Regions from separate parts of the Mus musculus genome. Here all the other regions are linked to region 1. Evidence: chromatin loops called from intact Hi-C (ENCODE). Cell type or tissue: heart. All regions are shown on one strand.

Region 1 (8,000 bases):
GTTTAGAGATTGTTCTTCTGGTGATTCTGTTACCGTCTCTCAGCAGACCTGGGAGACAGATTCTCTCCTCTGAGTTTCAGTGCTCAGAGCACTCTCTGCTGGCAAGCTCTCTTACAGGGAAGGTGCGCAGATATCTTGTTTTTGGACCTCCTCCTGGTCGAAGAAGAAGGCCCAAAACAGGGCCTCTCTCAGAAGCTGTGTTGCTTTGGCAGTTCCCAGAAGCTGTCAGCTTCTGTGGTGCAGACTCTCACCTGAGCAGACTAAATTCCTAAGTTCCAGGGAGTCCTGGAACCAAGATGGCGACCGCTGCTGCTGAGGCTGAGGCCGCCTCCCAAGCCAGGTGGACACCTGTCCTCTGGTCCGGACGGTGGCCGGCTGTCTGCGGCCCGCCAAGGGTGCTGCCTCAGCGGCTCTGTGCTTCCGCCCGTCCCAGAAGATGTCTGATTCTCTGGCGCACCCTCTAACCTGTTCAGACTAAATTCCTAAGTTCTGCTGAGTCCTGGAACCAAGATGGCGACCGCTGCTGCTGAGGCTGAGGCCGCCTCCCAAGCCAGGCGGACACCTGTCCTCTGGTCCGGACGGTGGCCGGCTGTCTTCGGCCCCATAACTTTGATTTTTATCTTAAAAAATCAGAAGTAAAAATAGTTGATGTAATTCATTACATATATGAGGCAGGTAGATCTCTGAGCTGAAGGCATATGTACTCCTATGCACTAAAAAATGCATAAGTAAAGTGAAAAAAATCTAAGGGTGGGAAAACTATTTCTAATTTGTACTTGAAAGAATTGAATTTAAAGAGTCTCAGGGGGAAAAAAATCCCAACTGACAGAAAAAAATTGTCAATCACATGAACATCAGCTTTGTAGAAAAGAAAAGAAAGCCTAAGAACTGGGCTGAGTACCAGCATCATTTCACAGGGAGGCTCGACTATAGATCCACGGTGAGATAGATCAGCATTGCTTCACAGGGAGGCTGGACTATAGATCATGACTGAACTCCCTCCGTGTGCTCCAGAGACTCCGTCCTTGATCATTCTGGTCCCTTTGCTTCAGCAGCATCCCCTTGGCAACAATAAAGTGTGTGTGTGTGTGTGTGTGTGTGTGTGTGTGTGTGTGTACAAAAATATTTGGCTTTTAGTAAACCCTGAATTGAAAGTTGTCATCACCATAACATACTTAGGCACTGTACTTTTACAAGTTCTCTAATATTACATACTCTTGCCATGTGGATTATTGTGTGATGCTATTGCTAGAGAGGCATGAACAAATGCCTTCTCACTTGATAGGGAATGGACATAAAGGTAAGGATGGCCCTGAAGTCCAACTTGGTGAACCAATGAGTTTTATTCAGTTTCCCTAGGAAGACAGGTGAAGTGTTACTTATGAGGCTACACCACAACAACCCATCTCAGCATGGGTGACAGTCCAGGAAAGCTGGGGACCAGTAAGTAGCATGCTATACAATTCACAAAAAGCTCAACAGATTAGAGACTATCTCAGGCAGCTCAGCTAGTCTGAGCACCTTCCGGGCATCTTGGCTAATCTCTGTTTTCTTTTCTTTTTTTCCAGGTGTCTCTGCTGATCTAAGACTCTTCTAGACAGCGCTGCTTCTCTCAGAATCTCTCGAAAGTACTTATAGCTTATATATGTATGCTTGGAGAACGAGGGATTTAGTGAATCTGGTCAGTTTCAGGGACTTCCTGAAGTCACTGAGTTATTCCTTTTGTAAGTTTAATGGGCTTCAAAGCAGTATGTAATATGTATCTCCCTTTACAACAGTGTATTGTTTTGCCTCCCCTTAATGTCCTGAGGCCTAATAAGGGTTCGTCTGGGATGGGACATTGCTACACAACACAATATAAGTTCTTATTTGTCATCTGTAATATACACTAACATAGCTCCATAAAATTGACCATCACAGAGACACAACAGAGAAGGAAGAAACTCTTTTTGGTCTGGGAATCATGGCAACAATGTGAAGTGACGAAGGAAGCAGAACAGGTCTGGAAAGTGTAAAATGTCAGGAAAGTAATAGGCTTTTGCCTGCCTGTGTGAGCAAAGGCGATACAGATTGATTGTAACCCTGTGTTCTGGCCATATAGCTGCTCCAAAGAACTGTGCACAAGAAGGGTTGGGCAGGAATGAGTGCTCATTGCAAAGGCAACATCGCCACGCAGAACTTAGGAACTTTCTCTTATTTCATTTCAAAGATTTTAAAGGCACAAAAAGGACAGATTTAGAAATAACATTTTCACACTCTTGTTGCAGAAAAGTATATATCTTTAAGGTGACCTAAAGTTAGAAGCCACTGTGCATCAAGGCTTATAGTAAGACTGGCAGGGGTGATTTGCAGTTACATCCCCGAATAACTAGAGTCTCTATCCAGTATCTTAGACCCCCATAGACACACTACCTCACAAGCAAATTCCTGGTACTGACCGCAATGATGTCAAAGACACAAGTATGTTTTACTGTTTTTCGTTATAACATTTTAAATATAAATTATTCTGTAGATGTCCCAACCACCATAGTCTACAAATAGGCTTCTCCTTCTGCTTTGACACCCTGTTCACGGTTGTTGCAGCCTACTCAAAGATATCTTCAGTGGAAGCTTTGCCTTCCTCAGAAAACAGGGGGCTCTCTCTCCAAACCTCAAATCTCACGCTCCAGCTGTGGTCTTTGCAGCCAGGCTTTTGGATGGATGTGCTCAGCTCCCACAGGTTGTGGGACTCGGCTACTCTCCAAAGAGCAGCGCGCGCATCTCTGTGCCCCTCCTACCCATACACCATTGGAACCGGGTTAAGCTCTCTAGCACTTTCCTCACAGTGAAGCAGAGATGATAAAACGTACCAAAACCTTTTATAACAGTTTTATTTCTTAAATTCCAGAACTTGGGAGGCTGAAGCCAGAGTATGTGAGCTTCGTACTGAGATCCAGGACAGGTTGGGCTACAGAGTGAAACCCTTTCTCAAAACAAAACCCCCAAATGCAAAGGATTTCATTTCTAGAAAATGTGTATAAACGAGAGTTTTCTACTGACCTCAAAGTTCAATGTCCTTACTTGTGTCTCTTATTAGTATTTCCTGACAACTTATTTGTGACCAGTGGATAGTGCCCTAGATGATATTGTGAGGTATTGTGTCATTCTGCGGACTACAGCGCTTTTAAGTAACTTACACAAGAAAACTACGCGAATTATTTCCCCGTGCGTCCTCCCATCCCATCTCATTTTTATTACTGTTTTGGAGCCTGAACCGGTAGAGGGCGCTCAGGTCCTGCGGTTAGGGAACAATCCTGGTTGCGGCTTCTGCGGTTTCCGCCTCCGCTGTCCTCTAAAAAGTTCACGCTCACGAACTGCCTTTGATGCACAGGAGCAAACAAGATGTCAATGTTTTAATGGACTTACGATTTTTAATGGGTTACATTGCAGCTGTCGGTGGTCTCCTGCAGCTCGGGGTGGCGTGGTGGACACGGCACACCGCTCTTTTGATTTCTGTTACAGGAAAGGTGGTGGTGGAGAAAACAATTTAACTTCAAAAGGATTATAGAAATGTGAAAAAAATTAGGATCAATAGTTTTACTCAAAGCTCAATACTCAGTGCCTTCTTAGCGCAGTAGGCAGCGCGTCAGTCTCATAATCTGAAGGTCCTGAGTTCGAACCTCAGAGAGGGCAGATGTTTTAGTGGCTGATAAATTGTTTCAAACCTATAATTTTATCAAAGGATAGTTGTCGTACACCATGAGTGTAATGAGGCCGTAGCCCTTTGAGATCTTTCTCCTTTTGCTTCAGTACCTCTTTACAAGGCGTTTTTTTAAATGCCTATCACAATGCATTACACAAAGCTAAAACTGTGCCTAATATCATAAATCTGTCAGTTACCTAGTGACCCTCTAGAAAATGACACAAATCTAGAGGTTTTAAACAGTTCAGATGTGGCATCTTGTTCTGAGGTCAAACTCTGCTGGGATAAGCCTCAAGTCTCTGGGCACTTGGGGTTTGATCCATGGTCAATTGACCAGGAATTGCAGACTCAGATGTCTACCAGAAGGTGGCGTAGTTTGAGAAAATAAATCACAGAACCCTTTACAGGGCTTCTATCTGTAGCTAACCAGAGAATTAACAGATTCAGAATATCGTTAAACTTCTTTCACTCTTGGATCGAGTTGCTAGGAGTTTTATAGCTCTTTCAAATTTAAGACATTTAAGAGTAAATCCCATTAAAGAGGGTATAGTGTTACATGCCTGTAATCCCTGCATTGGGGGAACTTAGGAATGATAGCCACAAGTTACAGGCTTGTCTCAACCAGACGGATAGACCTACTATATAGTTCTGTTTATTTCACTGCCACAGTTGTGGGCTATAGGAAACCAAAGTAATAAAGTAATAGCCATAACAAGTCCAAAGAAACATCTACATTATGCCCTAGGAAATGTTGTTTCTGAAGGCATCCGAGGACCAGCTGTCAATTCAGTGACTCTATAACAAATGAAGAGACCCACCTCGATAACCCACTATTGGATGATCAATAGCTTCATTTTGGGAGGACAAACTAACAACTAGATATATTCCACTACCAACATGTGGGCACAGACATACAGGTCTTAAAAAAACAGAACACTATCTGTCTTTGATTGCAGTGGAGAATACAAAGGTTGTTATTATTGGTTGTTTGGGGTTGGGGGGGTAAGCTAGGGTTGCTCTATGTAACTCAGGCTGTCTTTCAATAAGTCTCCTGTCTCTGCCTCTCAAGTGCTGAGATTACAGGCATGAGTGAGCCAGTATGTCAGGCTTCAAATGTTATTGTGCGAGTCACTCAAAACCAACAGGGTTTATTAAGCTTAGGAGTCCAAGTGATGATGGATAACCAACAGCTTTCAATGATCTTTTGACAGAATAAGGGCGTCTGCCTTTTGACCAATACCTCCACTCTGTGTACAAAAACAAATCTTTGCTCAACAGTCAACAGGTCACAACCATTTAGTGAGCTTGTACAGAAACCAAGCTTATGATTATGAAACGCAGCACAGATACATCTCTGAAGAATTTAATGGCTGTTCTCAGGCACATAACCATCAAAAGCGTAAGAGCTCAATCCCCAGTATTCCATGAGAGGACAGACTCCTAATGAGTGGTCACCAGCCTCTAATAAACACAGCTAGCCTGGCTAGTCCCGCTCATGATTTAAATAAATAAATAAATAAATAAATAAATAAATAAAGCCTTTGTATATTTAGTTTCTCTGACTCTGAGCCCCAATCCTCCCTCAGTGACACATTTCAGCAGGGAGATGTTAGTTTTTATTTGTGCCTGTTCTATGGGGACGCCCTGGAGAAACTTGATCTGAAACAGTGGCCTCCTATCGTGCTTATTTGACACAAGCTACTTGGCATTCCTTGTCTGTGACAAGTCTCTGCAGTCTGCCTCCATCTTCACAGGGACTGTCCCTGAATCTAAATCTTCCTCTTTACATTCACAAAAGCTCAAGGCACCTGACTGTGTCCCACCTTAACACAGTAAAATCATTATCAAAACTCAGCGCTCACTCTTCCTGCTAGGTGAAGCAGGATGCGTTTGGGAGATGAAGACGTCAGGATCGGGATTCAAAGTCAGCCTGGGCTGTAAGGAATCCTATCCCACAACAAAACAGAATAAAACAAGACAACAGTAAAAGTTGACTACTTATGCAAAGAAAGAGTTTATTTCCAAACAAAATCTCATTAATGCCAGATATAGGGGATTAAAGACTTAAATTATCTTTTTTGGGGGGGAGGGGTGTTTACATCAAAACATGCTTAGAATGTTCATTCATACATCTAAAATAAGCGACAAACCAGGCAGTGGTGGTATACAACTTTAATCCCAGCACTAGGAAGGCAGAGACAAGTGGATCTCTGAGTTTGAGACCAGCCTGGTCTACAGAGTGAGTTCCAGGGCAGCCAGGGCTACACAGAGAAACCCTGTCCAAAAAAAAAAAAAAAAGGCATGTGTAGGGAGAGGCACTGACCTTTTGCACAAATAATTATTTTAAAGAGTAGAACAATTATCTTACCACATACTGAACTTAATTAACCACTTATTTATGGGTCAGATGTCCATTTCAGATATTTTATGTGCATTTATCTGCCCACTCCAGTCAACTCTACTTGGTGAGCTTGTAACTCATGCCCATGGAGCTAAAATGATTTGTCAGTGGTGCCTCAACCATCGTGTGCAGCAGCTGAGGGTAGAAAATGGAGACTGGTACCTACTTCAACAGGGTCCCCAACAAAATGGCCAGAGGTGAGATCCAGACACAACTAAGGGCAATTTCTTATTATTTTACATTGCTACTTGTGATACTTACCATGATATACTGGTAATACTGCAACTGCTTCCATTTGGTAAAAGAATTAAAAACAGGGCCAGTGAGGTAGCTTAAGGGGTACAAGCACCCACCACCAAGCCTGATGATATAGTTGTCCCCAGAACTCACATGGTGGGAGAATTGACTCCCACAAGTTGTCCTCTGACCTCCATATACCCACATACTTGCACACACGTGTATGCACACACACACAAATAAATGTATAAAAAAAATTAAGAACACTTGCCAGTGGTTTTATTTGACAGGATACTCTCTCAGTACTTGCCCCACCTGGTATATAGCCCATATTCTTTCTTCAGTTCATCCCTTTGCCCCAGACTTCATCAGTAGCTGAGAGTCACTCTGCACATATTCATGTTTGTGTATATGCCACTCCTCCACTGGCATGCAAGGCTCCCCAGAGTTTCCGTTAGCTCTGTTCACTGGTATAGTTCCTCTTTGGAAATACACCTACCACATAAAAGGCAAACAGTTAATGTTGGTTGAGTTAGTGGATGAGACAATGCGAAAAGAGGCATGAACCTTTTATAAAGCACTCGGTGGACTCAGCTGGCTTGGATGTTCGTCACAGTTTTCCAAGGCGCTCTTTCCGCCCTGCCTCAATATCCTTTTCTCTAGACATACTTGGATCTAGGAAATTTTAGCTTCTCGTCTATGATCTGTAATGCTTTCTGAACATTTCCTTAAGAGGTAATTGGGGTGTTCTTCCTAATGTCCTCTTCACAAAGTGAAAGATAGAACTGGGGGTGTAATTTGGTGGTCAACTGCACGTGGAAGCCCGGAGGCTCTTCTCCTACAACATAAAAAGGAAAGCAATGATTGGATGGAGCGCCCCGCCTCTCCCTCCAAACGTTCTAGTTTCCTTCACAGTGGCTGATTGCGCTGGAGATGTTTAGGGTCTGGATCGATCATGCGTATCTAAGATTTTGGCTGCCCCTAAAGCTTACTACAGTTTAATGTAAATTAATGAAAAGTGATTGAGGTCTGTGAGTTATTCTTTAGCCAGTTTTTGAATCTGGTTTATCTCCATAAAAACTGTGTTGTTTTTAAAAAAGTGGGAGGACCATATCAGGTTACAATTTTGTAAATATAGTAACTTTAACAATTGCGCTTCTACTAGCAAGATGTGAAAACAGAAGGCCCCACTGGGAGTCGAACCCAGGATCTCCTGTTTACGAGACAGGCGCTTTAACCAGCTAAGCCATGGAGCCACGCTGTGGCAGGTGAGAAAGAGAGATGAATCTATCCCACTTTATTTCTGCTCCGTGGGGGCTGGAAGGGGGTGGGGGGGAGTTAGTTTACATTATCTAATGATGCCTGGTTTTGGTTTGTTTGTTTTTTAGATGTTTTTGATTTTGTTGTTGTTTTTTAGTTTAGTTTTTTTTTTTTTTTTTTTTTTTTTTTTTTTTTACAGAGAAGAAGCGGTTGAGAAAAGATGCCCCGTGTTTTCTCTGGTCAGATTGAAGACATCACACACGAGAGTCAGAGTCAGATTTTTTATTTATTTTTATTTTTATTTTTTTTAAAGGACGGGCATTTAAGGAAGAAAAATCTGGCTATGGAGTAACTGACAAAGACCACTACGGCAAAGTAGATAAATGTGTAGGTGCGGCCCGTATGTGAGCTCCTGTGTGC
Region 2 (8,000 bases), 91 kb after region 1:
GCAAGAGGTTTTATTATCAGCTAGCTGAGGACGAAGTCCTTCTGCAGTGCAGGGCAGGGAAGTTGGACTCCAAGTTGCAACAGTAGGGGGGCTTTTAACAGCTAGCTAAGGAATTGGGAGGAGTTGGGAGGAGAGTTGGGAGGAGTTGGGAAGAGTTGGGAGGAGTGTTCTTCTCTGCCTGGATGTCCTTGGTAAAATTACAATTATCGCATCTCTGGCTGTAAGGCTCAGAAACCAAAAGGCTTTTTGCTGGCTATAGAGAACAAAGAGCTTCTTTCTAGCTGTATTTTTAGAGATCAGGGAAACAAGCTTGGGGAATGACCAGGGGCTTTACCTTCTAGGGAGAAATGCTCTAAGTCGGGGTCTCACAGAAGGAGCTCCTAACAACAGATAGGGATTTTCTCTTTGGACTTGCAGGAAAACAGAGAAGCAGCTGCAGCTGCAAGGCACAGGTTACACAGTATTCTAGGAAAGAGAACCAAGGGGCCCTCTTGGGTTTGGAGGCACTCAAGAGAAAGGCAGACTAGCTCAGTAGAATGACACATAGAGACTTCTAAAGAGCTAGTAGTTTAGTTGTAGGATCGGGCTTGTAAATAGATACTTTGTATATAGTTAAGAAAATAAAGTTATCTCGGTGAGCTAGCAGGGTTTTACCTCAATTTACATCTCTGGTGTCGTGTCCTTATTGGTATAAATATTAATTTACACCCAAGTTCTCACATGGCTAGGCAAATGTTCTGACTCTAGGCCTTATCCCCCAACTCGTGTTTACCTTCCAGGGACATGGCAGAAAGAAATGAAGGAGCTGAGCTTGGAAGGCGGATACAGTCCCTGCTTCTAATCGAAAACAAAACAAAACCCCAAGAGCAGCAGATCCCCGTGGCTATTTTTCTGTTGTTATTGTTGTCGGCCAGTCCCCTTGCGTTTGTACTGGCTGTGTTGACAGTCACTCAAGCTGGTGCCAGACTCTGGGTTGAAACAGGAATGGTTGTTTACAGGAGCACATCACCAGACGCACAGTTTCACCCCAAGATGTCAAGAAGCTCCTCCTTACAACGGAGTCACAGTTCATCTTTCTTGCTGGGTGGGGTGGGGTGGGGTGGCTGAGACCTTGAGAACACACATAAGGAAGCATTTTCTTGTTTGATTCAGAAACCCCTGGTTTCCACAGCTCCTAGGGGATTTCCCAGTATCCTCTGGATGGAATCACTGGATTTTACTGCTGTGAAATATAACTCGGTAAGGGGATGCCTGGTGGGTCCATGCTAATGTGTGCCTCTGAGAAATTATGCCATGCAACAGGTCTGATATAAAGAGGGAAGGGAGGAGAATGAGATCCTGGGGAAAGGGCAGTGGCAGACAAGTGGACAGGTAGACAGGCAGATAGACCAGACCGGAGCAGAGCTATGAGGGCAGGGCGGGGTGGGGAAGGGGGTGTGCAGAGAAGGACAGAAAGGCTTCAGCCACAGAGCAGATGAACTTGCCAGCAAGTGTGAAGACAAACAAACAAAAAGCAAAAGCTCTCATCTTTCCTGTCCTTTTCTGTGAGGTGTCACCAGGAGAAGCTCAGATTTAGAGTGTATTTTCCTATCTCAAATAATCTCATCAAGAAAGTCTCCCCCGGATGTGCTCAGACGGTTGGCATTTAGTTGATTCCAGATGTGGTCACGTTAGCTACAATCCCTCCGGCTGGGAAACTAAGAGACTGTGTGTGTGTACATCATCTACTCTGACATCCGCCTAAGAGGTTCTGTGGCTCAGAGTCTGCCGCAGTTTTGTTGCTGTGATAAAACTATGACCAAAAGCAATTTAGGGAAACAGGGTTTAAGACATATTAGAAGTTAGACTCCATCATAACAGAAAGCAAGGGCAGGAACTCAAGCAGAAGCTATGTAGAAACCAGTTACTGGCTTACTCCACTTACTGTTTTGTTTTGCTTTGGTTTGGTTTGGTTTTTTTAGAGACAGGATTTCTCTGTGTAGTCCTGGCTGGCCTGGAATCCCTCTATAGACAGACCAGACTGGCCTTAAACTCAGAGTTCACTTGGCTCTGCTTCCCTAGTGCTGGGATTAAAGTCATGTGCCATCACTGCCCAGCTTCAGCTTATTTTATTATATAACCCAGGACCTTTTGCCCAGGGCTGGCACTGCAGACAATGGACTGGGCCCTCCCACATCAATCATTAATCAAGAAAGTGCCCCCAGCGACTTGCCTACAGCCAGTCTGATAGAGGCAATTCCTCAACTGAGAGTTCCTGCTTCCCAAGTCGCTTTTCTGTCAACTTAAAAAAACCTAACCACTACAAGGTCCAAATTGTGTAGGTTTAAAATAAACATTTTGTATCATGTGTTTGTGTACAGGAAATGAAAACCAGTCAGGGAACTGAGTGTTTCTGTGTGGGACATTCAGGAGCCTGCACTCAGGCCCTGGGCATCGCCCAACCCATCTCAAAGGTAGTATTCAAGGTCCTTCCAGAACCATCTTGTTGTAGTCTTTGGGCCCCCATTCCTGGCTTAATTTCTTCTTATCACTGGGTGTAAGGAGGCACTTGTGACTTCAGATCATGGAACCAGGCACCGTGGGAGACTTTAGTCAGTAGAGCTTGAATTGGGATGGGTAATATTGGAAATGCCTTTGAAAAAGAATACAGCACAGCATTTTGAATGTTAGGATAGCCTTAAGGACATTTACATCCACACAACTTCCACCCCTCACAGGGAAGCAGTAGGCCTCACACAGCCATAACCCTTTCCTTTCAAGACTGTCTAAGGCTTGAGCTAGAGTGGGGCTTAGTGGTACCTAGAGGGTCTGAGTACCACAAACAAACTGTTAACTGAAATTACAAAAACTTCTCAACCTCTCATTTCTCCTGGAAAAAGCAAAACAAAAAAGATGAGGCTGTTGAAGGATAGTCTTAAAATAAACAGAACTGGGTAACTGTGTCTCATTGGGATCAAAATTCAGTTGGGCACAATGGTATGTATTATCCTCAGGCAGACCTGTGGGCCCTATTTTTAAATCTATTTTATTGGGTTCTTATACCTACCACCCTTCCATGCCTTATTCTACCCTAATTCCTTCCAACCTCCCAACACTAGGTAGAAGAGGAAAGTTAGAGGAAAAAGTGGGTGTAGACCTCTTTAGACTACTTCCTGCTAATTAGAGTCATTGGAGTTCCTTGAGGCAAGTCCAATCTTCATGTCAGGATATCTCCAACTTCTTGTCTCTTTGTTCACAACCATTTGGCAGACTACAACAAGAGGAGGAGGAGCAGCCTTCTTGAATCGCCAAGGTCCCTCTCTGGCATTTATCCCCTCTCCACAGTCCCCAGAATTCCAAATGTAAACTGTTTCCACCTAGCAACAATTATGCCCCTACTAGAGCATGAGACAGATCATAATCACCTGCTTTGAAGCAGCCTCTTATCCCACACCTGGGATTAAAACAAAAACCCATTGACATAACATAACTGGATTTTTTAAAGATACCCAAACTCTTTACATGGTCTAGGACTTTGTCCCTTCTTTTCTTCTTCCTTAAATGTCAGAGGTAAATGTGCCCCATGAAATCTATTCCATGTATGTAGAGCCCTAACAGGAGACAGAGAAACAATGACAGTAACCAGGGCCTTTTCCCTCCTATATTGATCATATTCCTTTCACTACGCAAACTGGTGCAGTCCCCATGGCTGGAACTTGCTAATCATTTTCTCCAGGCACAGTGGTGGCAAGAGATGCTGTGAAACTCAACTTTGGAAACAAGAAAAGGGAAGGAGTACAAATGCATCAACAGAGCAAAAAACAGGCTATTTTCTCTGTCAGAGAAAGCCTGGATTCTGAACGGCAGTTCTACCCTCTCTTCACAGCCAAACCCCCGAACGGTAAGACACTTTATTCTGAGAATGCATGTCTTTTGAGCATTTCTGAAAACTCCCTGGTGACATTACAGGCCAGCTTCATCCCTCAGTTCATATTTCCATTACAGTTGCAAAAGATTCTAAATTAAAACGGCATCTTTCACAGCTTAAAAGTGTTAATATGAACATTCTTGAATTGTAGAGAGAACAAAAGCAACAAACACAGATTTTTATCTTATTTAAAAATTGAAAACAAAGACACAAATGTTCAGGTTTACATTATAAGCTATCAGTGTTAATTGCAACATTTTCAAATTTTTTGAATTAAAAGGAAAATAATTATCACATATTCAACTGTGTACAGTGATTCAGAAATTACAAACATCTTAATAGCACGAAGTGAGAAAACAAAGAGAACAGGAGCAAGAAGATTATTCAGACGTAGAAATCCATGATTCCTATCTTCTTAATCTATAAGTACATTCAGACGGAAGCCTCGTAAACTTTAATGTCGAAGGATCGGCCTGGATTACCATTTAAAATACGGTTCTAATTTTTGTACACTGCTAACCCAGATTGCGATTTCTCTCTAGGGTCTCGACACCGTCTCTCCGACAGACGGCGCTGCTGTCTCAGGTGAGTGGATTCCAGGGATCATCTGAAAACAAACCGGGAACCCACGTGCCGAACTGTAGGGCGATGCGGTAAAAACAGCTATTTCAACAGGAAAATTTAGAGAACCTGTGCCATTCTCCTGTTACCATTGATCCTTTTCTTTCCTGGAAATGAAGGTAGATGGTCACGTTACCTTCAGAACCTGAACCTTGCCGTTTTTGGACTGAGAGAACCGCTGTTCCTAGCTGTATTTTGATTTTCCATCTTCTTCTGATGCTATGAGATGGTATCGGCTCGGCAGCAGTGAAGTGAAGTGAAGGTTTGCTGTTTGTCCCGCAGCATAATATTGTATGGAAGGGTTTGACTTTCTCTTCGAGCAAGGAAAAGTGTAAGTATATTTGTTGGAGAAAAGCGAGCAGATGGAGGCTTGAAAACACTGGAGGTGCCGGGGATTGAACCCGGGGCCTCGTGCATGCTAAGCACGCGCTCTACCACTGAGCTACACCCCCGACACAGCTAAGCTCTTGGGAATACATTCAAGACAGAAATCTGACTTTTACTAGGTTTTGGAAGTATGAACAGAAGCCGAAGGCCATAATTATTTTCACCGATTTTTTTGAAAATCAAGCCAAATCCTGGCATCTGACCATCTGCGCGCTCCCGGGTCCGAACCAACAGCTTTTCGAAGCTCTGGGTTCTGTGTGCATGGATCCACCTCCCTGAGCCCGGGAAAGAGCCAGGTTGAATACTTTTTGTCCGACTTTATTCCCCTCTTGTCCGCCGCCTAATTTTAAATGATTGCAGAGCCCGGAACGATGTACCTCCTCTGTAATCCCAGCGCTTGGGGTGGAGACAGGAGGATTATCTAGAATTGCAAGACAAACCAGAACTATACCGTGAGACTCTGTTTCCAAAACTGAAAAATGAGAGAGGAGGAGCGGGGAAAGTGAGGGAGAGAGGGAGAGAGGGAGAGAGAGAACTAAAGGCGTTTTGTTTGTTTGTTTGTTTTTGTTTTTTTTTTCAGATCGAAAGTTGTGACTCCTGATGATAAATTAATGTGAACAAAGGATATAGGTATATATAATTACGTGATCACAGATGACATAAGTGTGGAAAAGTGAGCTGTTTAGAGGAAGGGAGAGGACCAACCAGAGGGGGTGGAGCAATGGAGAAGGTAGTGAATGATATGAAAATGCAATAACGAACCTAACTAATTCGTGTGCTGACATAAAATTAATAATAGTAATAATAAAATTACAGTAGTGTACTTTTCTTATTTCTCCTCTTAAATGATTTATAATGCAACCGTATAAAGATATGCATGGTTGAGAATATAACACAGGGCTGAAATATGTGTGTGCAACATTTGCCAATGACAGTACAATGGATGTCGCCAGAACAAAGAAGAATTGGGCTAAGAAAGTGACAGGTACTAAGTCAATTAATAATACCAATATAATTTTTTCTTTACAACTGATAGATGCAATGAGTATCACATTAATATCACAAGAGCAGAAAGCCTAGAGCTTTGTAGGTGTGACCTTCCCATATATAACTGGAGTTAATTTTTCATAAAACAAGGTAATCCCAATTTGTGAACTTGTATAGTGTAAACTACATAAATAAGCCACCTAAATGAAAGCTTTAAAAAATGTTGTGAATATATCATTAATAAAATCTAAGTGCTGTATTAGAAAGTATTCACTTACTATTAAAAAAAGATTTGAAGAGTGAAGTAGAAATGAGATGTAGAAAACCGAAAGGGAAAATGATGGCACAAACCCAGCTGTTCCAGTTCTATTAAATATGAATGAATTAAACAATCCAATTAAAAGGCATAGACTGTAGGCTTGGATTTTAACATCATGCTCCAAGTGAGTAACACCAGCAAGATGAAAAGACATGAGGAACCCAGTGTAGTGACTCCTGCCTTCAGCATTTGGAAGGCAAAGGCTGGTACATCTCTATTAATTCAAGGCCAGCCTTATAGTCACAGTGAGTTCTAGGACAGTCAGGGCTCCATAATAGAGAGAACCTGTCTCAAAACAAAACAAACAAACGCACAAGCAAAAGTCCAACCAACCAACCAACTAACCAACCAACAACAGCAACAAAGCAAAACCACTCAAACAAACAAACAAACAGCCCAAAAGCAAGGCTATGGCACATGTTTCTTTGGACTACACATGGCATAAAAAAAAAAAAATTGTACTTCACTGTCTTGTGTTTTCTATAAGACTTAACTGAGAACTGTAAAGTCACATAGTTAACACTATGTACACAGGTAATATTTATTTTATTATCCTATACATGTAGTTTGAACTTGGGTCTATTATTAGGGTGGTATTGCAAATCCCCATTCTATAAATAAAACAACTATCATCTTCATCAGACCATCTGTGTCTGCTTATAAAGGATCATCAGAGCTGTTCTTGTTGATTGTTGATGTTCTTTATAGAAGTGGGGGGCAATATTAGGGTCATTAGACTTTGACCTCAATATCCAACCACTGTTCCCAGCTAATGTTTTGCAACCCAGTCCTAATTGCATATTGTCTTGACCTCTTGGGAAGGAGATAAGGTAAATAGGATGAGGAAGACCACAGAGAGGGGGCTCCACCTATGCAGATGTGGGGAAGCCATCTATCATTTATACTGGGTGAAAGCTTTCCAGTGTGGCTACTTTTGGATCACCCATCCCTCACTTATGCCCTGAAAGTAAGTCCAATAAATTTATTGTTCCTCCACACACCAGCCAAGGACGTCCTTTCCTCCCTTCACCTGGCCATTACACAAATCAAACTACCAATACACTTGGAGTTTTTTTTTTCAGTAAGTTTTAAGTCTGCTAGCGGGATACCCTGAAAGCCATTCCAGCTGTAAGGAGCTCGATTGGTCATCACCCTAATGTTGTAATGGCAGTTATGGTTACCTCTTTTGGTGTGGGATAGGGAATGAGAAAAACAGGGGATAGAAATTGGTTAGGCAGTTTAAGGTTAAAAGACTACAAAGAAAAGTAAACAATTTCTCTCTTGGATAAAAGTGAAAAATATGCCTGGGACTCTTGGCAGCCTCATCCTTGCCTCAGACTACATACACCAAAAGTGCTTTGGGTGCCCTGACCTCTATTCTAGTTCCTTAGCAATTCTAGGATTAAGGATGGCATATATTAAACCATGATTAAGCCATCTCTTATAATAAAGTTTTACTCAGTAGAAACTACAAATGATCAGTATACACTGGCAAAGATATTTACACTAACGAGAACTCATATTTCCTAAATTTTCTTTCCCCTTCATTATCCATTCTAAAAGACCTGTGTCAGCTCTCTAGGTTTCAGGTGAAGTCAGAAAAAGTCAAAGAGGGCTGGTGAGATGGCTCAGTGGGTAAGAGCACCCGATGGCTCACAACCATCTGTAATGAGATCTGACTCCCTCTTCTGGAGGGTCTGAAGACAGCTACAGTGTACTTACATGTAATAAATAAATAAATAAATAAATAAATAAATAAATAAATAAATAAATAAAGCC
Region 3 (8,000 bases), 150 kb after region 1:
ATTCCTCCTTCCTTCCTAGCACTTGGAAGGCAGACATGGGAAGACTGGAACTTCAAGGTCATTCTTAACTATATAATGTATTTAAGATAAAAAAAAACCTAGAGCTCTAACTAGGAAATTATAAACCACGCAAGGCAGTGCATATCCACACTCCCAGCACTTGGGGGGAGACTAAGGCAGGAATATGGAGAGTTCAAGCCCATCCTGGCTGCACAGTGAAACTATTTCTAAATAAGTGGTCAGCAAGATGGCTCTAGAGCAGTCAAGAAAGATTTTACTTGAATCCAGCCAAACCTACTCATTTATGTATTACACACGGCTGTTTTTGACATGCACTAACTGGGGTGCTGTGATTCGGCTTGTGTAAACTAACAAAGCAAAACTACTTACTACTGGCTCTTTTCAGAAAGTTTGCTAAAACCTGACCTGAACTCAACTGCTCCAAGAGCCCTCTACTCAGACCTCTTTTAAGCTGGATAAGTCTTTCAAAGTCATAAAGCACACAATATAATCTTAGGTAACATTAAAGCTAAAAATAAATTCATGCAATGTATCCAAAGCAGTGTGACTTACACCCTGGCACAGGTGTTTCTTACTGCAGGCCACTTGGCAGCCTCGTCTCACTTCCACACACTGTCTCTGATTCAACCCAAAACACGTATTTCAAGGGAAGAAGCGGCAGCACTGGCTGCTGGAGATCCACAGGTTTCTTAGGTCTGACCTCTATTCCAACAGAAAGAAATTAAGGCCCGGAAAGCCTGCACCCACTCCACTTAAACTGGCTAGTGTCTGACCCAAGAAGCAGGCCCAGGGTTCGGGATTCCCAGGGGCTAGTTCTCTCTGGACAAACCTCCCAAAGCTGATAGGCTCTGCTTAGAGGCTTCTCACTACACCCCTGCCAAGGCCGAGAACTGTCAGGGATTTTCAGAGCAGTTCAGAAGCTTACTATCCTAATGCAATCAATTCCTCTGCAGGCTGGAGATCTGGACCCTTACCAAAAGCTCAGCTCGGGCCTGCTCCCCCTGTGCCCGCCGTCTCTTCTTCAAGTCTTTCACTCTTCTTAGGTGGTCCAGTCGGTTCTGGATTTGCTCCTGAAGAAAGTAAATAGTCGGCCAGTTCAAGATTTTGCAGATCTCAGCATCAGAATACTCTGCTTTTCACACATGAACCCAAACTACAGATGCCAAGGCCCCGCTGGACTCTCTTCTCAGACCATAATGCCACTCCTGGGAAGAGCCCAAAGCACAGGGGCCAGCAAGTGTGTTAGCAATTTGTTATTTAAACTCTAGCCACCTACCAGTTCCTAGAAGCGGTTACAAGACATCTGGGTAAGGAGGCTCAAAAGGTAAGCTATTTCTCAGATGAATACAGAAAAAAAAAAAAGATTTATTTTCCTCAAAGAATCAGTAAACATTACTAAATTACAACTTATCTCCAGCGAGTGAAATGATACAGGTGACAGCTTTGTAAACGTGACTGACATTTGGATGAACTCACACTTAAACAAATATATAACTCTGTTGGTATAGATCCCTGCAGCCCTCAAGATCATTATCACTTCAGAGCTACTTTATATGTAACGTTTTCGTACTACTGTGTAGCTGTGCCAGTGTTTATTCAACACTCCACAAAGGTCCTGTGAGTTCACTTCCCCTTCACAATAAGCCATCTCCCGAGTCTGAGAGTGGCTAAATGATTTACTTAAGCAGTAAAAAGCTCTGTTCATTTCCATTCAGTTCTAAAACAGGTTTACAGGGAAGTGCTGGGGACACAGATTAAGTGATGGGCACTGCTCGATGTGAATTCAGCCAGCCAACAGTGACTGTCTGGCTTGGTATCCTGGGTCAGAGCGAGTTCGAGGCGTTCAAGGCCTATGGAAGTGTACTTGGCTCCATGTGCATCTCCTTTGTCAAGGGAGGGTCTCCTCGCGCCGTCCCAGTCGCGGCACGCGTAGAGGCGGTTAGCAGGGGCGCTCGGGGTGGGGGTGGGGGTGCTCCTGGCCTCGCCAGCTACAGGTTCTCCTTCCCAGTCTGAGTGCGGAGGCTCCGCAGCCGACAGGGAGGAAATGACGGCGGTGGGCCCCACGTCCGGCTCGCCATTTTCTCGGTATCAAACCAGGAAGCCCCCGGCTCGCCCCTTTGTCCGCCGGCCCGGCCCTACCTTGAAGCCCTCCACCGCCTCCTCCAGGGGCAGCACGCTGTGGCCGCGGTGCTCGCGCGAGCGGTCGCACACCACGCAGATGGGCATCTGGTCCTGCTCGCAGTACAGCTTCAGAGGCTCCCGGTGCTTCTCGCACACGCCCATCTCGCCGCCGGGCCCCGACGGCCGCTCGGTGCGCAGCTGCTTCACCAGCTGGGTCACGTTGGCCAGGTGCCGGTTGGGTCGCATGTGGCGCTGCGGGAAGGTCTCCCGGCACTGCGGACACGACACGTTAGTCTCCGCGGCACCCCAGCAGCGGGCCAGGCACGCGCAACAGATGTTGTGGCCGCAGTCGAGCATCATAGGCTCCACGAAGTACTGAAGGCACACGGGGCAGGTGGTCTCCTGCTGCAGGCACTCGGCCACGCTCCCGGAGGCCATGGCGCGGGCCGGCTGGGCCGCAGGGCATGAGCCCGGAGCCGAGCTCTGTCGGAGCTCAGCGCGCTCGCTCCGCTTCTCGGCTCCGGAGCGGGGCGGGGCCTCCGGCGCGGGGATCGCAGACGCGCGCGGAGCTCTCGGGCGGCCAGACCCGTCCCCGCACAGCTGCTCCTCACCGACAGCACGGGGAGGAGGCCTGGGCCCCGGAGCCCGGCTGAGAGCCGAGCCGAGGGGAGTCGGGAACCGGGCGCCGCGGGCTGGCTCACCGGGCAACGTGGCCGCGTCGGAAGGGGTCCCGCGGCCGCGCAGACTCCTCAGGGCCGAGCGGAAGAGGTGGGCCGGGGGCGGGGCCTGGCTTCCCGCGCCGCTCTGCTCTCTCGGGGCGGGAAAGCGGGTTTCCTCTGCACAGTCCTGGGTCCCCGGCACCCAGCCCGGGAGTCGGTCGTGGCTGTCGCGTGCAGTGGGAGCAGAGTGTCCCCTGGCAGTGGCGTCGGGTCACTCCAAGCGTCTGTGGGCCCGTAGTCTTCTGCTGAGTTTCCTCTTAGTGGCTAGGCCTCGGCTCCTTTAAAAGTAAGATGGCTTTGCATAAATGCCGGAAAGCTGGGCGGGGAGACCAGCTAGGCCCCTCCCAGTGTGACACACCCAGCTCCAGGCGTTAACAATCGCTAGAAAAGGGTTTAATCATCAGCAACTTTTCTCAGGGGCAGAAACGGAGAAGCCCAGTTCTATCTCCACCCTAAAGTAAATCGGTTTATCGTTCCGAGCCTCATTTTCTTCTCGTGTGAAATGGGGACCGATCGAATCCCGACCAGAGTGCTGACCAGACCATGAAGTCCTCCCCCATCTCCCTAGCTCTACCGTTACTAGGGAGCCACCCCACCGAGAGCCCGCTTGTGAGTCCCTAACTTCTTCTCAGGCTCCTCAGGTGCCCAGTGTCTCACTTCCTCAAGTGAGTAGCCAGACCCGACGTGTCAAAGGGCTGCCTGGCGACACACTTCTCTCTCGTCTTCCCTGCCACCTGCTGAGGAACCTACGTGGCTGTGGGTTCCTATGAGACCCTCGAAGAAACAACCCGGATTCTGCCACGTGGGCCTCATTCTCAGAACACTCCCCCACCCCCACCCCCACCCCCACCCCTCACCTCCAGCCTGGGCCCTGCGGCGCTGGGGCCAAAAATTCTGATTGTCCACTGTAGTGTTGTCCTTCTGCCCATGACGTTAATAACTCTTCTAATAAGTTCTTACTCCCAGCAATCTAGTTCAGTGCCCTCCTTGAGCTCCCATACCCTATTGCTTTCAGGAATTTTCCCCATCAAGGAGTTACACCTTTTTAAACAAACAAACAAACAAACAAACAAACCACAGCTTGAGCATAAAGATCTTTATCCGCTAGTTTAAATGAAGCACCCAGTACATCGAATGACATTGAGTAGAACCTAAAACTTGCTTGTTTCTGCCCAATCGAGAGTCCTGTGATGACCGGAGGAGGTCTTGTAGCCTGGTTTCTTATCACAGAATAGGTTTTCAGTTCTGTGCGCTGTCACTTATGCCATGGCCTTTCCTACTCTCCTTTGGGATTGACTCCGTGCCTGCCCTTGTGTTTGAGCAACAGGGAATTTCTGTATCCAGGCCATCACTTCACTGGATTCTGCTTGATTCTTCCCTATGGGACAAGAAATCCGAGGTACTTAACAAGTCTCGCTCATCCAAACCTCCATTCTCCCCACCTGCTCTTTGAAACTCCAGGCTCAAAACAACTCAGCACACTTCCAGTAAATGGTAGAATATTTGTCCTAGGCTACACTGTAGTCTACTCTGCTACAAAACTGAAGTTGAAAGGAATTGAAAGTGCCAGTCTTACTCCAGAAGGAAGAATTCAGTTTTGCAAGCCGGTGTAGAACTATGAAAAATGCAGGTGGCAGATATGTGTTCTTAGGTCATCAGTGCGGCTCTGGATTTTAGCTTTGTCATCCAGGGCTCATGCGGTCTCTGCTTTCCTAACCTCAAGGCAGATGGCCTGGACAAGCCAGGTAAGTAGGGCAAGGTGGAGGAAGTAGGGGAAAGGAAGCGCTCCCCCTTCCAGGATTGCTACAGGCTCCCTCCTTTCTCAAGCGATAACTGTTTTCTCTTTCTCCACTAATTTAGTAGGCTTGTCATGAGCTTTATGGCTGAGTTGCCTACTCATTTCCAGTGTTTTCAGTGTTAGAGCTCGAACCCAGGACGTTAAGCTAGGCAAGTGCTCGTCTCAGACCCATCCACGCAGTTTTTGTGTTTGTTCCTCCACCTTGGCCTAAATTATTGCAATACCTTATCTGTTTGCAAATGACTTGGAAATGATTCAGTAGTTAGATGAATGAAATTGCTGCTATGAATTTTTTTTTAATCAACTATAGTTGTCAGAGAAACCCTGCTGCTAAGGTTGATATCTGACATTACCAAAAACCACTGAGCTTGGTACAAAATGGTGGACTCCCTTTGTCAGCAGGGCTTCTTCTTCTCTGACCTTGTCTGGAGAGCTTAGAAATGCCCTCCTCCCCCTTACCATCTACCTGAAGAACTGCACGTAGCAGTGGTGAGATTACAGGTTCTCCTTCCTCCACGTAAAAACCTGTCCAGCAAGCACCTGAGATTCCTGGAATGCCTCCCTAGGCTAATGAGGCATCTCTACCTAGCCTTCAGCCAGTGACCTTTGTCCACCCTGGAGATCCCTACTTCCTTCTGCAACGATAGAGAGCCCTTGGTTCCCCTGAATAAAGTTGATCTGATGCTGGACTGTCATTTCCGTTTGTATTCACAAGCCTTTTGAAACCCTGTTCATCGGCTCTGCCCACTTTATCCTGGTGGGCTGGTGGAGAATGACACCAGGGAAAACCACATATGGTAACAATACCTAGTATAGTTGCTAACCTTTATACACTTATGGGAACAAAATAAGAATTCTGAATTGTTTAGTCATCTGATAGGGGATGAGTATCCTTAATATATGAAAGACTTAAAAAAAGTTAACATCCATACAACCCAGAGCTCAATACAAGAAAACAAAACTTTAAAGATCTCAATCAATAATTGGTCAAATCACCAGGCGTGGTGGCGCACTCCATTAATCCTCTTGTAAGTGAAGACCAAGTTTTAAAAAAAATGAAACACAGCCGGGCGTGGTGGCACACGTCTTTAATCCCAGCACTTGGGAGGCAAAGGCAGGCTGATTTCTGAGTTTGAGGTCAGCCTGGTCTACAAAATGAGTTCCAGAACAGCCAGGGCTACACAGAGAAACCCTGTCTCGAAAAACAAAAAATAAAAAACAAAACAAAAATTATATCATATATAAACACACATGTGTATATACACACAGGGACACATAAATACACTCATCAACTCAAACCTGACCTGCACAGGAGGTCAAATATCAAATCAATCAAATATCAAAATTTTGAAACCAACTTGGGCACGAGTTTAAGGCCAGTTTGAACAACTTCCAGTTTGAGCAACTTGGTGGAACCACTGAGGTAGAGGACAAAGAAGGGGAGGGAGAGGGAGAGAGGAGGAGGGGAGGGGGATTGAAAACACGCGGAGGCTACAGCTTAGTGAGAGAGCACGTGCCTAGCATGGGAAAGATCCTATGTTCAAATCTTTACACTGTGGCTAAGGATACACACACACACACACACACACACACACGCGCGCGCGCGCGTGTGTGTGTGTGTGTGTGTGTGTGTGTGTGTGTGTGTGTGTGCATTCATGTGTAAATAAGAGCAAGGAGAGTGATTGGAATGATTGGGGTACCATTGCACCCCCTTTTAAAGGATTGTTAGTTCTATGTGTGTGAGTATTTTGCCAGCATGTGTGGACATGCACATGGATCCTCTGGAACTGGCAGTACAGACTGTTGTGAGCTGCCATGTGAGTGCTGGGAATCAAACCTGGGTCCTCTGGAAGAGCAGCCAGTGCCCTTAACCATAGAACCTCTCCATCCTCTCCATATAGTTTTGAAATATCAAAATTATAGACAGAACATTGGCCAGTAGTGTCGAGGGTGTAGGAAGAGAAGGTGGCATGAGATTCCTTGGCACAGCACAGTTTTGAATTTATATTGAGATTGTTCACATGATGTTTATGTGTGAACTGGAAATGGCAGAGCGAGCAAACCTATAATAGCACAAATCTTTAAACTCTTAAAGCCCACCTCCAGTGGTATACCTCCTCCAACAAGGCCATACCTCTTTCTCCAAACAGTAGCACCAATTGAAGACCAAGTATTCAATGTCTATGAGGAACATCTCATTTAAACCACCACACAAATAAAACTTTAAAATTGAGTTTTGTGACATTATTTCATAGTCATATATTTGTGGCAATGTGTCCATTTAATTTTCCCACTTAGAAATATACATATTTAGACCTCATTATATAAAAACTTTAAAGTTTTTTTTACATTAAAAAAATTTACATGTGGGCTGGTGAGATGGCTCAGTGGTTAAGAGCACTCACTGCTCTCTCAGAGGTCCTGAGTTTAATTCCCAGCAACCACATGATGGCTCACAACCATCTGTAATGGGATCGGATGCCCTCTTCTGGTGTGTCTGAAGATAGTTACAGTGTCCTCATAAATAAGTAAATCTTAAGAAAAAAAAAAAAAGGCATGTATCTGTGCATGTGGGTGTGGGATACCTTGGAGTTAGAGGTGCCAGTAGTTTTGAGCCACCCAAAGTAGGTGCTGGGAACTGAATCTGTCACCTCTGGAAGAGCAGCAAGTGTTCTTAACTGCTGATCCCTCACTCTAACAACATTTAAAGAAAAGGAGGCCATGAGTCTGCGAGAGAGCAAGGGGGAGGAGAGGGGCACATGTGAGGAAAGAAAGGGGGACGCTGCGATGATAACCACAAAAATAAAAATTATCAAAGTATATGCATACATTAGCATTTGTGTGTGTGTCAGTGCAAGCGCTCTCTCTCTTTCTCTCTCTCTCTCTCTCTCTCTCTCTCACACACACACACACACACACACACACACACACACACACACACACACTGAGTCATCCTGAAGCCCCTGGCTTAACCTGTGGGTACTGAACACACTTGAGAAACTTGTCCCTGCACTGTAGAAATAACTGAGCCTGAGTATAAACTCTCAGGCAAACTTTCTAAAGCGAAAGGAAAGGGGCCAAAGACAGGATCAACCCAGCTTTCAAGAAATCCACTTTTCCTACAGACCTGGGAAAGTGTGGGCATTTTATTGAGTTATTGCTGGGGTAAGGTTTATTAGTCATGAGAATGGCTTTTTCTCCCTCCAGGAAACTTCTTAGTTATGATTTAGGGAGATTTTCCCATTTAGGATGCAAATTAGTTGCCGTTTGTTCTCAGAAACATCCAGACATGGCCCTGTATGTGGAGGGTTCTTGTATTGTGGTGAGACAAGAGGGTGGGG

The links. A loop is a pair of places that touch in the nucleus more often than their neighbours do. Peaks named below come from ENCODE experiments on the same cell type or tissue, not always from the same donor. Only the 100,000 strongest peaks of a DNase experiment are listed, where the experiment ranks them.
Region 2: a loop joins it to region 1, with 2.8 times the contacts of the local background. A loop is called at or near these places in 13 of 42 quality-filtered maps.
Region 3: a loop joins it to region 1, with 3.0 times the contacts of the local background. A loop is called at or near these places in 17 of 42 quality-filtered maps.

The regions. Positions count from the first base shown.
Region 1 is chr13:21,322,389-21,330,388 of GRCm38, reverse strand. n-TTcgt4 (a tRNA gene) reads right to left here and starts at 7,576; the gene lies at 7,503-7,576. n-TMcat13 (a tRNA gene) reads left to right here and starts at 3,600; the gene lies at 3,600-3,672. In heart, CTCF peaks have their summits at 3,268 (motif pointing right) and 4,054 (motif pointing right); a DNase peak (open chromatin) is centred at 3,288; H3K4me3 peaks cover 3,326 bases; H3K27ac peaks cover 473 bases; H3K27me3 peaks cover 494 bases.
Region 2 is chr13:21,231,025-21,239,024 of GRCm38, reverse strand. It overlaps Gm32525 (a long non-coding RNA gene), which reads left to right. Exons shown (of 5, transcript XR_003950579.1): 2 at 3,716-3,880; 3 at 4,450-4,492; 4 at 4,648-4,913. It overlaps n-TAagc17 (a tRNA gene), which reads right to left and starts at 4,980; the gene lies at 4,909-4,980. In heart, a CTCF peak has its summit at 4,461; DNase peaks (open chromatin) are centred at 4,484 and 4,954; H3K4me3 peaks cover 1,845 bases; H3K27ac peaks cover 369 bases.
Region 3 is chr13:21,175,075-21,183,074 of GRCm38, reverse strand. It overlaps Trim27 (tripartite motif-containing 27), which reads right to left and starts at 3,144. Exons shown (of 8, transcript NM_009054.3): 1 at 2,161-3,144; 2 at 996-1,091. The coding sequence starts at 2,580. In heart, no CTCF peak of the experiment used is centred here; DNase peaks (open chromatin) are centred at 2,204, 2,914 and 3,164; H3K4me3 peaks cover 4,120 bases; H3K27ac peaks cover 3,085 bases.